Regions from separate parts of the Mus musculus genome. Here region 2 is linked to region 1. The links are chromatin loops, found by intact Hi-C in ENCODE. Cell type or tissue: gastrocnemius. All regions are shown on one strand. Each heading gives the region's core, and the rest is flanking DNA. Links, peaks and the distances in the headings are about the cores only.

Region 1 (8,329 bases), core at 105-8,104:
GGGGGAGGAGGAGATAGTGTTGTGATGTCCATGTTCATTGCTTATTATGGGTTAGGCATCATTCTGAACATGTTGATACAAACTCACTTGATCTTCACAAGAATCTAGAGACAGCTTCTGTTTATACCTTCATTCTAAAGAAGATATTGTATGAAAGGGTTACATGCCTTGCTTGAAATAGCTAAGAATGTATGTTCAGGGCCTGGCCTCAACCCAGGCAATCTGTCTCCAGGGCTTACACACACATTTGCCAGGCGCCTGCCTCTCTACAGACAATAAAAGGAAAGTCTGCAGAGTGAAGTGCTGCTACCCCGGGGGAGGGTACAAAAGGACCCTCTGGGGTAAAAGAGGGAAACATGATCTTTTTATTTCTGATTATCTGATCTAAAAAAAACAAAACCAAAAAAACCACTTCAGTAATATGCAGCATACAGACTGACCAGGGACCCTTATCTCAGCTGAGGGTCAATCCATGTAAATCCATATTAGTACAATTTCATATTGTTCTGACTTCCTCAAAGAACCAAGCGGGCATCTGTTGCAGTGCTCGCTAAGTGGATTAATGCCCTAAGCGTTTTTGTCCTATTTAAACTAACGCTCATAGAGTGGATGAATTTTCAAAGAATCACATTCTAGAGGGTGTGGTGATGCTCGCTTGTAATCTCAGAACTCAAGGGGAGGAGGCAAAAAGATCAGTTCAAGATCCTCGTACACACAAGGAGTTCAAAGCCAGCCTAGGCTTTACTAGACTCTGTCTCAGAAAACAAAACAAAACAAAAAAAAAAAAAAATATATATATATATATATATATATATATATATATATATATATATATTTCATGCAGTGTACTACAGACGGGTCATCAAACCCAGGAATAGCACAGCCTGCAACGCCTCAGCGTTCCCGCGCATGCGCAGATCCGTGTTATCGCGGGGTAGAGGGTGGGGCCTTATAGCCGCATCCCTTTCCTTTCCCCCTCTTGTTTTTTTTTGGGGGGGAGGGGCAGGGGTTTACTGTCTCGCATTGTGATTGGACGAGCTATGGTCGGGGGTAAGCGATTGGGTGAAGTTTCTGCCTCTCTCCCAGAAATTTGCTCCGATTGGCTGAGATTCCGCGACGCGCTGTGAGGTCATCCGTACTGCGACGTCCGGCAGATTGTGGGGCTGGCAGCGCCCGGTTGTTATTGGCTGCTGTGCGGTCCGGGTCGCCCGGGATCCGGCCGCAGCGGGTTTCCTCGAGTTTGGAACCCAGGCTTGGTAACTTAGTAAGCAGCTAGGAGCAGTCAGTCCCCTGCAGATACAGAACACCGGGCTGTCTGTCTTGTGTTTCAGAGACGGGGTTTCTCACTCAAGTCACGCTCTGTCTGGGCAGCGAGCTGCTGAAGTCATCCTCCTGTCTCCGCCTTTCCAGCTCTGCGGTTTTCCACCACGCATGGTGCTGGAGATTGAAATCACGTCCTCCTGCCTTCATGGCTAGCCGTTTTCCCACCGAACTCTTTCCTTAGCCACCACTAGTCAAAGGCCAGTTGCTGGGCGGCCTTATTAACCGGTCTCTGGTGGCAGGAGAGGAACTTCAGGGGAAGTGTAACCAGCCAAAGGCTTTGCAAAGTTGGTCTGAAGTTCTGAGGCCTGTAGAAAGCGAATCGTACCCAACCACATTTTGTTATTGATCTTGTTTGGTTTTTTGTTTTTCCAAGGCAAAATCCTCTCTATAGTCTTGTTTGTCCTGGTTCTGACTTAAAAAAAACACCAGGTATGAACATGAGGCACATGTATACGTGCAGACAAAATACTCATGCACATCAAATACATATCTAACAAAACCACAAAATAATAATAAAAGTGGAGAGCTATTAGGAAGGCATGTAAGGTCGCCTGTGGCCTCCAGGAGTTCATGCAGAAATGTTATAAATTAGCTGGGCGGTGGTGGCACACGCCTTTAATCCCAGCATTTGGGAGGCAGAGGGAGGATTTCTGAGTTCGAGGCCAGCCTGGTCAACAAAATGAGTTCCAGGACAGCCAGGGATACAGAGAAACCCTGTCTCAAAAACCAAACAAACAAACAAACAAAAAGTTATAAATTTGTCAAAGTGGACCAACTGTCCTCAGAGAAATGAGAATACTTGTACACAAAAGTTTATAACAGCTGTGACCAGAAAGATGTACCCACCCTCATTAGTCCCCAGCTCATGTGTGTTGTTACTGGACCTGCGTGGGGAATGGGCGGGTGTGACTAAGGATCCCAGCAAATACAGTGGAATCCTTGGGGCTGACAACAGTTGCAGAGGTGATTGATGGTTGTGCTCTTGGGACATGAGGAAGGGACCATGAGCTAAGGGACTAACGATAAACTCGACAGCATTTGGATCTCTTAAGAAGCAGACTGAAGGCTGGAAGATGGCTCAACGGGTAAGAGCACTGACTGCTCTTGCAAAGGTCCTGAGTTCAAATCCCAGCAACCACATGGTGGCTCACAACCACCTGTAATGAGATCTGACGCCCTCTTCTGGTGCATCTGAAGCCAGCTACAGTGTACTTAGATATAATAATAAATAAATCTTTAAAAAAAAAGATTGTTTTAAAAAGAAAGGAAGAAAGAAAGAAAGCAAGCAAGCAAGCAAGCCGGGCATGGTGGCGCACACCTTTAATACCAGCACTTGGGAGGCAGAGGCAGGCAGATTTCTGAGTTCAAGGACAGCCTGGTCTACAAAGTGAATTCCAGGACAGCCAGGGCTATACAGAGAAACCCTGTCTTGAAAAACCAAAAAAAAAAAAAGAAGAAGAAGAAGAAAAAGAAGAAGCAGCAGCAGCAGACTGGGTCAGGAGTTAGGGGTGGGGGAGGCTTAGAGGACAGGGTCACAAACGGCCTGAGAAAATTAAAACATGAAGGTATCATTTCTTATAAAAATAATTTTATTTTATGTGCATTGATGTGAGGGTGTCAGATCCCCTGAAACTGGAGGTACAGACAGTTATGAACTTCATGTGGTTGCTGGGAATTGAACCCAGGTCCTTGGAAGAGCAGCCAGTGCTCTTAGCCACTGAGGCATTTTTTTTTTTCCAAGACAGGGGTTTCTCTGTATAGCCCTGGTGATCCTGGAACTCGCTCTGTTGTAGACCAGGCTAGCCTTAAACTCAGAGATCCACCTGCCTCTGCCTCCTGAGTCTGAGTGCTGGGATTAAAGGTGTGCACCACCTTGGCCCAGCCTGTCAAAACAACAGAAAAACAACAAAACTGTAACAAATAAAACAGCAGCAATCTGTGGAGGATCTGAAATTTAGTTCTTCATCAGCAAATATCAAAAGCTGACAGAGCCAGGCTGCCACAAGTCCTCTGTCAGCAGACAGGGCTCCACACAGATGATGCAGATGACACTGGCATGTGCTGCCACCAAAAGTAACATTTGATTGTGAGTCTTACTCTGTAGCCCAGGCTGGTATTGAACCCATAGCAATCTTCTTGCCAGCCTCATGTCTGAGTCAGCATGGCTCCATGGAGAGTTTGAAGCCATCATGGTCTATATGAGACCCCATCTCCAAACAATATATATATATATATATATATATTTGCAACAGAGTAGAGTCAGATGCAGTGGGATAGAGACAGGGGGTTGAGAGTTTGAGGCCAGCCTGGCCTACACAAGGAAATTTCACTAACAAAACCAAAGAATCCAGAAACCAAACCATATACATAGATAGATAGATAGATAGATAGATAGATAGATAGAAAGAAAGAAAGAAAGAAAGAAAGAGGGTTTCTCTGTATAGTCCTGGCTCCCTGACTTACTCTGTAGACCAGGCTGGCCTCAAATCTGCCTCCCAAGCACTGGGATGAAAACCATTCACCACCACTGCTTAGCTATGCCAGGCGTGGTGGCGCACGCCTTTAAACCCAGCACTCGGGAGGCAGAGGCAGGCAGATTTCTGAGTTTGAGGCCAGCCTGGTCTACAGAGAGAGTTCTAGGACAGCCAGGGCTTCGCAGAGAAACCCTGTCTCGAAAATAAATAAATAAATAAATAAATAAACAAGACAAAAGGCCTCCTGCGTTCGTACCACTATCTCTTATTGAATTTAAGCTTATATAGCTTTTACCTAGCTTTGTATGTAGTGTGTGTGTGTGATCCCTGAAGTTGACATTGGGACTTTCCTCCAACAGCTTCCATTTTATGCACTGAGGTGGGGTCTCTCACTGAATCTGGAGCGCTACAGTTCTGGCTAGTCTAGCCAGCTGGTTTGTTCCTGGGATTCCCCCCGGCTTTTTACCTGGGTTCTGGGGATCTGAATTCTGGGGTCCTTCAGGTTCCTCTACTTTCCCAGCAAACCCATTTTTCACTGAGTCATCTCCCTGGCCCAAGAGTAAAACTGTCTCTTCTTACTTTCTCCGAGGCAGGAGCTGTGGTCTGTATCCACCTATGGAATGTCCCCTACTCACTCCCTAGCCTGTTTCCCTCCTCTTCCTAGGGGAGCTCTCAGCAGCAGCAGGAATCCTTCCCCTACCCCATGCCTTTCCTGACTGACTCCTTGGAAATGCTGCCATGTAAGGCTCTGCAAGAAATGCCACTCCCCCCAGGACCTCAACACCTTCCTGGGTCAAGATTCCTGGCTGAATGCAGGCTGGCACTTACCCAGGGTCCTCTGCTTTTAATTCTTGTCCCTCCTGTGATGGGATTCCAATGGCCTTCCATACAAAGCCTTTACATCTTACCCTTCCCTGCACCTCTCTTCTGATCAGGGCCTTCCTTGCCATCCAGGTTCTATGAAACTTCCTGGGGCTCCTCCAGACATCAAGTCTAGACATCTAGACTGTTATAGCATGTCCTGCAGCGCCCTCACCTGCCTTCAATAAATCTCCAGCAAACACTCACCTTCTCTAGAGAGAGGAGTGCTATGCTGAGGATGACCAGCAGGGGGTGCCACAAGCTCTATATTTATTCCAGTTACGGTCTTCTGTGGCCAGCACTGGGCTCTAAAGATCTGGAAAAAGGGTACTTCTCCACCAGAATACAGAGACTGGGTACAGAGAGGAGTTCAGGGAATATTGATTAAGTTGAGCATGATCTAGACATTGGGGAACAGGCAGAAGGACTGTATGTTTAAGGTCAGCCTGGGCTACAGTGCAAGAATGTCTTACAACAAAAGGTCCCGGGGTGTGGTGGGCTCCAGTACTCAGGAGGCAAGGGTAGGGGGATCTCAGTGAGTCTAGAGCCAGCCTGATGTACATAGCAAGTTCAAGGCTAGCCACAGATACATGATGAGACTCTGCTGAGGGAGAGATGACTCCGCTGGCAAGCCTCTTGCCACACAATCATGAAGGCCTGGATCTGGGTCCCTAAATACCTGCCTGGCAGCCAGGTGCTGCAGTGTATGTCTGTAACCTCCACACTGGTGGTGCGGCAGAAACAAGGAAACCTCTGGATTTCACTGGCTACCATTACCCATCTGGTCAATTTTTGCTTCAGTAAGAGATCCTGCCTCAAAAAACAAGATGGAGCGCTGTTCTGGAAGACACCTGATGTCAGCCTCCGGCCTCAACACTGCACATGCATTGCTCATTGGGCACACACACACACTACATACAAAGCTAGGCAAAAGCTATATAAGCTTAAATTCAATAAGAGATAGTGGTAGGAATGCAGGAGGCCTTTTGTCTTTTTTATTTATTTATTTATTTATTTATTTATTTATGTATGTATTTTCGAGACAGGGTTTCTCTGCGAAGCCCTGGCTGTCCTAGAACTCTCTCTGTAGACCAGGCTGGCCTCAAACTCAGAAATTCACCCGCCTCTGCCCCCCAAGTGCTGGGATCAAAGGTGTGTGCCACCACGCCCGGCTATTTATTTATTATATCTAAGTACACTGTAGCTGTCACACCAGAAAAGGGCATCAGATCTCATTACAGATGGTTGTGAGCCACCATGTGGTTGCCGGGAATCGAACTCAGGACCTCTGGAAGAGCAGTCAGTGCTCTAAACCGCTGAGCTATCTCTCCAGCCCATTGTTTTATTTTTAATGGTTCCAGGCTTTATTACATTGCAAAGGTTAGGGCTAGGGACTTGGGTACTGTAGGTACTTTAGTTTGCTAGAGACACTGTAACAACCCACAGAAGTGTATTACCTCACAGTTTAGGGGATCAGTGGGCCAAAGGTAAGGTGTGAAGACCTAGGGAAAGGCTGTCTAGGTCTGGCTCCGCCCTCTCGTCTGGCCCCTCCCTTCCGCCTGGGTCTTCCCTTCCCCCTAGCCCCTCCCTCCGTCCTGACCTTCCCTCTCATCTGGCCCCTCCCTTCCCTCTGGGTCCTCCCTTCCCCCAGCCCCTCCCTCCGTCCTGACCTTCCCTCACATCTGGACCCTCCCTTCCGTCTGGCCCCTCCCTCCCATTTGGCCACGCCCTCCCGTCTGGCCTCTCCCTCTCGGTAGCCTCTGGCTCCTTTTCCTTGCCTTATGAAAGCATCGCTGCCTCCTTCCATCTGTGCTCTTCTCTCTGCTCGGAGAACTCCCTGCCTGCCCCCTCGTATGTGCTTTCAATTGGCTCTATTTTTTTCCCACTTTTTTTTTTTTTTTTTTTTTTTGGAGGCAAGGTCTCTCAGTGAACCTGGACTTCACCATGTTAGTTTGACTGTGTGGCCAGCATGCCCCCAGGACTCTGCTGTCTCTGTCCCCCCAGAGCGGGATTGCAGATGTACACTGTTGCCCCCGGCTTTTACACAGGTGCCAAGGGGCCGACCTCAGCTCCTCACACCTGCACAGTAAGCACTTGGCCACTGAGCAGTGCTCCCAGGCCCTAACTTCACCAGTTCCGTTTGTTAGGTCTGAGGCTCAAACCCTGGACATGGTGTGAAGTGGGTTTTTTGTTTGTTTGTTTGTTTGTTTTGTTTTGTTTTGTTTTAACCACTGGAACTGAACTTCAGATCTGCCTCTTGTTTTTTCTCTAAAATGTATTTATTTGTGTGTGAATGTTTTCTCGGAGTTGGTTCTCTCTTTCCACCATGTAGGGCCTGAGCATTGAACCAACTTGTCAGCTTGGTGCAAATGCAGTTATCTGTTGAACTATCATACAGGAGGACTCCTGCCGTTTGTTTATGCTGTGGCTTTTTTTTTTTTTTTAAATAAGGTGATCTTAGTAAGCTAGGGTAACCTTATTTTAGCTTCTTCTTATGGCTGTAAAGACAAAATAAGGTCACATCTGGGGGCCTAGGGTTAGGTCCCCAACACATCTACTTTAGGGGGTGCACAGTTCAACTGCTAAACCTCTGTAAGCTAAGAGGGCCAGACAGTAAGTGGGCTAAGTTTTCAGACCCAGGACCAACATCACATCCCTGGGACAGAGCTCCATTTATCATGTCTCTACTGCACACCCTGGTTAGGGTCAGGATGGATGCTCATGGCTGGGCTAGAGGGTATAAGAGCTCTCTTCAGGATCCCCAAGCTGGGGCTAGCTGGAGGTCTGTGCATTGTGGACAGGCTGGGGGTTAGCCCTGGCTAATGTTGCAGATGGGAAAGACTGAGGTTAGCTTCAGGACACAAAGGTAGTAGTGGATGGGCCAGGCTTGGACGGGAGTTGCTGACACTGGTCCCTACGGCCACGCAGCCTGGGATCACTGCTCTGCATCTGACTCCTCTAATTGTGACACTTAGCCTTCTGTGTCTCATTGCCTCCTGTCTCTGGCTCTACTCCAACCCGGATAACCTTGACCTGCGTGGGCTTTACGGCCTCTGAGAGGGCCCTCTACTCTTGCTTATCAGTCATGGATTCCATGGCTGCCTCCTCCTGTCCCTCTCTTCAAAACCTCCCCACAAGGTCTCAGGCCTCTTTGCAGATAAAGACTCAGGAGGTCAGAGACCTTGTGGTTTGTCCAACGTTGAGAGTCCAGACCCCAGGGCTCGGCGGCTCACAGGTACCCAAATCATTCTGTCAGATCTTTTGAGCTTCCAAAGGGAAGGGGAGAGGGGACCCCATCTCCATTTTCAGTCTACTGTGCTGTGTATATGTAACAGTGGCTTGGATCAGAAAGGATACCTTACAGGGGCTAAAGACTAGAGAGAGAGAGAGAGAGAGAGAGAGAGAGAGAGAGAGAACGAACTGCCCTAGCATGCAGGAGGTCCAGGCTTCCATCCCCAGCACCCAGTAAGCCAGAGTTCATCCCAAGGATGGGCAAACCAGTCTGTCTGGTCTTTCGTGCTCCTCTGGAAAGGAGGGGGCATATTTGTTTATTCTATGATTCTAGCACTTGGGAGGAGGAGGAAGGAAGGTCACTTTCAGCTAAATAGAGAATTGCAGGCCAGCCTGGGCTATAAAAGATCCTGTCTCACAAGAAAAGGCAGAAAAAAAAA
Region 2 (8,329 bases), core at 330-8,329, 160 kb before region 1:
CTTCCTGTTTTATCTCTTCTCAGGAGATATTAATCTCCTTTACTCCTGGAGTAGAAAATCAGTTACTAATTCTAGAAAGTTTTCAAAAACACAAGGAAAGTCTTCACTTCTGGACGGGGGGTGGGGGGTGGGGTGCTCTGGTGAGTATTTCCTGAAGGGGAAACCAGAGCCCGGGCTGTGTGAATCCATAGCACAACAAACACCAAATATGTGTCCCCCATTCCCATACACACAATGTGCCATTTCTGAGCTGAGTACTGAGGCCCAGCACCTGAGCAGACTGCAGCACCTGCCCAGCATCAGCTCTGTTAGCGGAAAAGAGCCAACGCCAGTCTGCGAGTCCCCAGAATAACAGGACATGGCCTTGGCTCAGACCACTCCTTCAGTTGGACAGAAGCCTGCTCCTTTTGTTTGGCACATGTCCCCTGGCACATGTAAACTGAAGTACTAAGTTATGTCCAGGAGGCCAACTCTCAGCCCTGCGACACAGGTCCTGTTGCACTTGGATGCTCCGTGTCTGAACTGTGCCTGCCTGTCAGCTCATCTTTCACCATCGAAGCAGCTACAAATGTCCCTTCCCCAGCCTCGAGTCCACTGGGAACCAGCGCTCCTGTCCCTATGTGAGGCATCCTGGAGGTCACGTGACTCTTGTCCTGTGCATCTAGTCTGCTATTGGCTTGAGACTGGCTCTCGAGATGCAGCCCAGGCTGGCTTGGGCTTGCCGTCCTCTTGCCTCAGTCTCTGGAGCGCTGGGCTCACAGGCATGGACTACTGCGCCTGGCTTGCTCATCTGTTTTGTCACTGTTTAGCAAAGTGCCTTTCCTATCAAGAATTCAGTCCACTGAGTTTTCAGAGAGACTGAGGGCAGCTTCTCCTGGTCACTCATTTGTTAGTTAAGTTTACATTTTTCGCAGTTAGTTTCTCTTCATTTTTTTTTTATTCAAGACAGGGTTTCTCTGTGTAGCTCTAGTTGTCCTTGAACTCACTTTGTAGACCAGGCATGGCCACTTCCTCCTAGACTCAGAGATCTGCCTGTCTCTATGCCTTCAGAGTATTGAGAATAGAGGCATGTGCCACCACTGCCTGTTGAGGGTTTCTTAGAAAAAAAAAGTCTTAATCCCAGAAACTATACAATAAATTCACTTTCTCATAACCTTATGTTCCTAAGTTTCAAACTAAAATGAGTTCATAAAAAAGAACCACAAATTTCTATGGTCTAGTTTTTTAGAGACAGATGCCCAGAGGACAAGACCTGAAAGGTGTTTTTGTGTTCCATCTGTCCCAGTCTGACAGTACCATGCTAGGCAGTCATAAACTCTAGTCTCATTCATAAACATCCGATCTGAAAGTTGTTTCCCCAGTTAGCTTTAACTTTCAAGGTGGGTCTCATCTTCTCTAAGATGAGAAATGATACAGGGAAAGAAAAGAACCCAATCAAGCAAGCAGTTGACAAAGCAGACACAGGAGCTGATGGTTAACTGAGGCAACACAAAGTGAGCCAGTGGCAGAGGGTCCCCAAAGCAGGGAGGCCTCTGTGGCATGCATGGCTGGGAGAGCAAGCCAGAGGGAGTCTCGCTCAGTACTGCCTCACCTTCCTCTTGTCTAATGGGGGGAGTGAGACCCCATTGGAACGGTTAAGGTCGGACACCAGCACCTTCAGAATGTCCTTAATCTACAGCAGGCAAGAAGGGAAAAAGGGGGGAGGAGGGAGGAGGGATGAGAGAGAGAGAGAGAGAGAGAGAGAGAGAGGGAGGGAGGGAGGGAGGGAAGGAGGGAGGGAGGGAGGAGGGGGGCAGGGAGGGGTGGGGAAGTAAGAAAGTCAGGGCAGGAAGAAGAGAAACAGTCAGGGAGATGGAACACTCAGGAGCACAGATCAATACCCAGGCCTGTGCCATCCTTCCAAGCAGCCACCTGCTGCCTTGTCAGAGGCAGCCCTCAGAGTAAGCAAGAGTCCCCAAGGGATGGAGTCAATACACCTGACCAATGCAGCAACTCAACATACACAAGACCCTTTCCACACACCCAGGATTACAGGGAGCAATCTGCAAAGGCCCCAGTCCCCAAGGCCACCTTAAAACCTGACTCTCAAATAAGACTTCACTTTTACACAGCTACAGTACAGCTAAAAAGAGAGTCTGTAAGACAATAAGCTAGTCCACCATCATCCTGTCAGATGAAGGAAGTGTGTGTGTGTGTGTGTGTGTGTGTGTGTGTGTGTGACTTTCCTGAGGTAACCCAGCAAGCTCACGACAATGATGGACTTAACACTCAAATCTCTTACAGATGGCTGCGTTTCAGAAGTATGAGAGCAATGATGTTCCCTCTGGTCTGATTTCTACCCCAAACCAAGAAAATCAAGCGGTACCTATTAGCTCACTGTTAACTCCACAGCAGACCCTCCACTAGGGGAATTAATAGAAAAACAACCGCAATAAACTTCACTTAATCTTTATAGATACACATTAAAAATATTACCGCTATTGTACAGCTATGTAAAAAGAGGCTCAGAGAGTTTAACCAACTTGCCCTAAAGTTATCATATTGCCAACTGATGGAGAGATAGAATTCAGACTCAGATTTAATTTTTCCTGTGCTGAGATAAAACCCAGGGCCATTGTGAGATGAGCCCTAGTTCATTACCATTGAACTAGGCAACAAGCCCTCAAAGCCAGACTTTTTAACCAGCACCTGACATTTCCACTTGAACCACAGCCCTCCCCGCTTCTTCCCACCTGCCCCCATTCCACAGGACTCTGTTGGCCAAGACTCACATTCTCTGGTGACTGACAGTCACTGGCAGTGGGTCTCTCTGGGCTATGGCCATTTTTAATCTTTTTCTTCTTCTTTGCTCCTGCAGGAACACCCGGGCTGTTCTTCTGCTGATACTCTCTCAGCTGTGGAAAGGAGAACAGAGAGAAATGAGAGCCATCTGCCTCACACTCACAGCCTCTACTCCAGCCTCTAGTTTATTGAGCTCTTTGCTTCGTGTTTCTGTATGTGCCATCTGAGTCAGTCTCACGTATCCCAGGCTGGGCACTAACTCACTATGTGGATGACTATGAACATCTGATCTTCCTGCCTGAACTTCTAAACGCACCAGGAGCAGGTGCCACCATACTTGGTTTCTACAGTCCTGGAAATCAGGCCTAGGCCCTTGTGCAAATTAGATTACAGAGTGGAATATTTCATGCCTGGTCTCTTTCTATGCTGTTTTTATAAAAATACTTTAAAAAAAATGTACATTGGTGTTTTGCCTGCATGTATTATCTGTGTGAGGGTGTCAGATCTTGGAGTTACAGGTAGTTTCAATCTGTCATGTAGGTGCTGAGAACCAAACCCAGGTCCTCTGGAAGAACACTTAGTGCTCTTATTTGATGAGCCATCTCTCCAGGGCCCGATAAAAATACTCTTATGTACGTAAGTCTCATGTAATGGTACCACGAGTCTACAAGATATAATAATGACCTCTTAATGGCAGAAGAAATGGCATGGCTAAAAAGGTAGTAATTGGGTTGGGAATGTAGCTCAGTGGAATACTTGGCTAGCATTCAAGAGGCCCTAAATTCCATTCCAGCAACATACACACATGCCCATACACATACACACAGAGGCAAACACGGAATCTAAACTCAAATCTTCTGATGCCCTGCTCTGGGGTTTGCAGCTCCCAAAGGGAAAAATCTAAAGGTAGAGACCAGAGAGTAAACATTTAGTTGGCAGGAATTGGCTGGGTGTGCTGTCACCTATCTATAATCCCAACTCCTGGGAGAGGCAGGAGGCATGAGAGGGGAGCCAGCCTGGGCTCCCCAGTGATCCCCAGACTCCAAAGACAACAGGCAAACACATGAACTACTAGACAAGAACTATGTATCCTGGACCTTAAACCCCACTCCTCTTTTCAGACATTTTCTCTTGCTAGCATGGTGGTGCTCCCCTTTAATCCTAGCCCTCAAAGCAGAGGCGGAGGGATATCTATGATGAGATAAGACTAGCCTGGTCTACATAGCAAGTTCCAGGCCAAGCAACTATATAACAGAAGACCGTCTTTATTCTTATTTATTTTTAAGTATATTTTATGTGCATGAGTGTTTTGCCCGTGTGTGTGTGTGTGTGTGTATGTGCACGCGCGCGTACTACATGTATACCTGGTGCACACAGAGTTCAGAAGAGCATGAACCCTTGGAACCGGAATCACAGATGATTGTGAACCGTCATGTCTGTGCTGGGAATAATTCTCAAAGACCATATCCTTATAACATATGTGTGTGTGTGTGTGTGTATGTGTGTGTGTGCCTGAACACATGCATGTTATGACATATACAGGATTGTCAGAGGAAACATATATGTATGCACACTGTGAGAAAGGATACATAGCTATGTCATGGTGCATGCAACAATGTCGGAGGACAGCCTCAGTGTTGCTTCCTCTTTCCCACTCTCAGACAAGTCTCTCATTACCACACACACCAGGCTAGATGGCCCCTCAGCTTCTAAAAATTCTGTCTCCACCATTCATCTAGCCAGACATCTAAGCTTACAGATTCATGCTGCCATGTCTGGTTTTATATAGAATCTAGGAAATCCAAACCCAGGTCCCCTTGCTTGTGTGGAAATACTCTACCCATGAGCCATCGCACTGTCAAAAGCCAAAGTACTCTCAATGCAACTTCACGTCAATGAGGGTTTTGGTTTGGTTTTTGGTTTTTCGAGACAGGGTTTCTCTGTGTAGCCCTGGCTGTCCTGGAACTCACTCTGTAGACCAGACTGGCCTCGAACTCAGAAATCCACCTGCCTCTGCCTCCCGAGTGCTGGGATTAAAGGCGTGCACCACCACTGCCCAGTACATCAATGGTTTCTTTGTTGTTGTTGCAGTGCTGGGGACTGAACCTGGAGCATTATGCATGAGAGCCCAGCATTCTAATACTGAGTCATATATATACAGCTTCCCTTCAAAAAAGAAAACAAACAAACCAGGATTGCTGGGTTTGGTGGCCTACACCTTTCACCCAGTACTAGGCAGGTAGAGAAAGGCATATCTGAGTTCAGGGCCAGCCAGGAATACACAGACCTTGTCTCAAAAACAAACACAAAATCTAATTTAATTTTTAAAAAGATTGTATGTATATGAGGGTAGTTGTTTGTTTTTGCTTACATGTATGTCTGTACATCATGTACATGCAGTAACCTAATTGGCCAGAAGAGGGCATAATATACAACATCTAGCCAGGGAGTTAGCTGAGATAGTTGTTAGCTGACTTGTGGGTGAAGGGAGCTATACCCAGGTCCTCTGCAAGAGCAACAAGTGCTTTTACCTGCTGAACCTCTCTCCAGCCCCAATATTGGGTATGCCATATACCAAGCTGGTCTCAAATTCCATATATAGACAAAAATAACCTTGAAGGCCTGATCCTTCTGCCTCTACCTCCAGTCTTGGAAATTAGAGGCATGCATTGCTCTGCCCAGCTAATGCCATTGCAGGATCCAAGCCAGAGCCTCATACATGGTAGGCCACCACTCTTGCAAACTACGCTGAGTACTGAACAGGCCCTTGTATATACTAAACAAACACCCTAACAACTCAGCTCCACTCCTAACTCCACTGGGGCCGTTTTAGCAACACATACTAAAGGTACACCGCAGTACTTCCTAAACCTGCTTCCTAAGTTTACAACATGACAGAAGGGCAGAAACCGTGAAGCCACGGCTTTAGTGAACATGGGAACAGAAAGGGCACAGCCCTTGTCATCGCAGAGAGAAGTCTCTACAAATCTATGAAAATGCCAAACCAGACTTTTATGGTTTTTTTCTCTCAAAAGAAGCATGGGAAAGTGATGTTTCCCGTGAGATGCCTCACCCGCATCCCGTGCTTCTCACCACCCCAGTTGGAAAAGACATTCTGGCTGAATTTTAAGTTAAGTTCAGTTCCCCAAGACACTGATCAACACTATAACATGCGTTTTGCTCCAGAGAGATTACAGTCTCTCTAGAGAGCAGACAACCAAATCCAAACCAAACCAATCCATGTCAGCAAGGGGTGCTGACAGTGTTGTGCTCACACTAATGCTAAGTTAAGGGAATGCGGGCGCCTACAGCGTCTCCGCACTAGATTCCACACTTGGGCTCCCTTCCAGGTGGAAATGGGTTCTCCACCAGAGAAACGGGAAAAGGGGCAACAACATTAGGTGAGCAGGTGGAGCAATCCAAACCAGACTCGGAGTAGTAATGACAGTTTCGAGGGGGGACTGTGACGTAACTACATTCCACTCCATACTACCAACGCCCGAGTCGCCTACAGGGCCAGGACCGAGGACCTTGGAGACAGGTGCCCTGGGAGGTCTGGATTGGAGCGTCCGGAGCCGGGGGCTAAGAGACCCTGTGTCACTGACCAAAGTCACCTAGGGGCGACTGAGAGGGCGGGGGCTGGGTTGCTGAGGGGGCGGGGCTGGCTGAGAAGACTTCACTGGGGGAGCCCAGGGCGCTGAGGGGTTCTTCTACCCGTGTGTCTCGGGAAAGACTCGGACTCTGGTCATGGGTCCTGCCGTTGGAGGAGCTCGGGTGGGGTCAAGGGGCCGCGACCCGGAGCGCTTTACCTTTTTCTTGGCCGCAGCCAATTTGCTCTGCCTGGTTTCTTCCGACATCCCGGGGCGGGGAGGGGGGAAGCGGGGGGGCCACATCACCACGATCCCGGCAGCCACCGCGAAACTGCTTCCGGAAGCTACGGCTTCTCTACAAGGGCCAGAGAAGGCGGGTGCAGAGCGCCCCTTGGACGCTCGGAAACCCAGCGTGACCTACCTTCTCCAAGCCCATTGGCTGATGAGAACGATGAACGACAGGGAGGCGTGGCCACGCGGTCGCGAGGCCTGAGCGACGGGTGGAGTTAACGACGAGAGCTGCGCGCGCAGCCATGACCCCTCACAGCGGCCTATGGGAAGCAGGGGCGGAACCGCTTTAACTTGGTGCGTGCGCAGCCTGACGTGGGGCGGTTGGTGGTCTCCGTCGTCGGTTTCTAGTTCCCTGAAGCAGCCGTTTAACCCCAACCCTGGACCCTTCCGAGTTTAAGCCCACCCCACTCCGGGTGCCCCGGACCTTAGGGTTCAGGAGGTGGGTGAGGAGCGCGCCGCGCTTCGTTTTCCAGCCCTTGCCCGACCCCTCACGCCTCCTCACCAGGCCTCTCCGTAACCCGTTCTCCACACTTTCCCCTTCCCACGATGCGCACCCCGACCCCAAAGACCCCCACCCCATCCCAGTAGCTGGGTCCCGACCCAACCTCTTGCAGCTGCGGCTCCCGCGCCCCCTCGGTAACCCCATCCTCATCAGCCTTTTTCTCGGGTTCCTCCCCAGGGGTGAGTCAGAATTCAGCCGACTTTACCATGGCGGCTACCGATCACCGGTGAGTATATCAGCCCCACCCCTCTGCATCCCAGCACCCGCCGGTCGCCTCCAAGCTTAGCCCTTTCCTAATTCCACTCCTTCTCTTTCCTTTCTCAGACATGGGTTCCTCCCCTCCCAGTCCTACCTGCCCGATGCCTACGCTTCTCCAACCGCTCTTGCTCGTTGCTTTGTCCCCTCACCCAGCCTGCCACCAGTCCCTGCATGGTTCCCCAGTCAAGAAATATGTGCATCTTTATGCTGACCACTCCCAATGCCACCCCCAAAACTCAAAGTTATTCATTTCTCATCCTCAAAAGATGAATTTTTAAAGTACTCTTTTAGATGATTCGCTTCTTTTTAGTAATTTCTTTTTTTTTTATACCCCTTCCCTTTGAGACAGTTGTCAATACCAAAGATTAGAGGAGAAAGACCCAAATCATAGTGGCCAACTCAAAGCAAACAGTTGGTTAAAGCAAACATTTTAATTCGTGTAAACGGGTCCCTAAGGCGGAGCTCGAAAAGTCAGCCTCGGATTGAGGACGACAAGGCTTTTTAGAGTTCAGGGGTAGGGGGTTTCTAAATGGGGACTTGGTGGGGTTACAGAGGCAGAACATAAGCATACCCGTTAGTCCAAATGACCTCCTCAAAGACATGATTGCAAGATGGGCAGAACAAGGTCTTCCTTTTGAAACAAAGGTGGGGTTGCAAGATGGTTATAAACAACTTTTTGGAACAAAGACAAGACTGCCATCCCTGTAACAGGCCATGCAGAACCATTTGAAGTTAAGGTTTTAGGTGGGGCATAGCCCAATTCCTTGAGAAGCAGGTTTAATCATAAAGAGGATTGAGTGTATTTTGTACTTAATAAGATGGCTTTTAAGCCTCAGATGGAGGCAGGCTGGTCCCAGACTCAGGCTGTATTCAAGGATGCCCTTTTGTGGTCCCACACTAGTTTAAT

The links. A loop is a pair of places that touch in the nucleus more often than their neighbours do. Peaks named below come from ENCODE experiments on the same cell type or tissue, not always from the same donor. Only the 100,000 strongest peaks of a DNase experiment are listed, where the experiment ranks them.
Region 2: a loop joins it to region 1, with 4 times the contacts of the local background. A loop is called at or near these places in 14 of 42 quality-filtered maps.

The regions. Positions count from the first base shown.
Region 1 is chr2:32,130,777-32,139,105 of GRCm38, reverse strand. No RefSeq gene overlaps it. Among named protein-coding and RNA genes, the nearest start is that of Prrc2b, 16 kb to the left of the region's middle. In gastrocnemius, for the core only: a CTCF peak has its summit at 4,879 (motif pointing right); DNase peaks (open chromatin) are centred at 1,018, 4,884, 6,345 and 6,663; H3K4me3 peaks cover 1,431 bases; H3K27ac peaks cover 4,973 bases.
Region 2 is chr2:32,286,658-32,294,986 of GRCm38, reverse strand. Swi5 (SWI5 recombination repair homolog (yeast)) reads left to right here and starts at 6,918. Exons shown (of 5, transcript NM_175190.5): 1 at 6,918-7,101; 2 at 7,342-7,390. It overlaps Golga2 (golgi autoantigen, golgin subfamily a, 2), which reads right to left and starts at 6,661. Exons shown (of 26, transcript NM_001080968.2): 1 at 6,591-6,661; 2 at 2,772-2,894. The coding sequence starts at 6,638. In gastrocnemius, for the core only: a CTCF peak has its summit at 5,189 (motif pointing right); DNase peaks (open chromatin) are centred at 403 and 6,855; H3K4me3 peaks cover 3,103 bases; H3K27ac peaks cover 5,251 bases.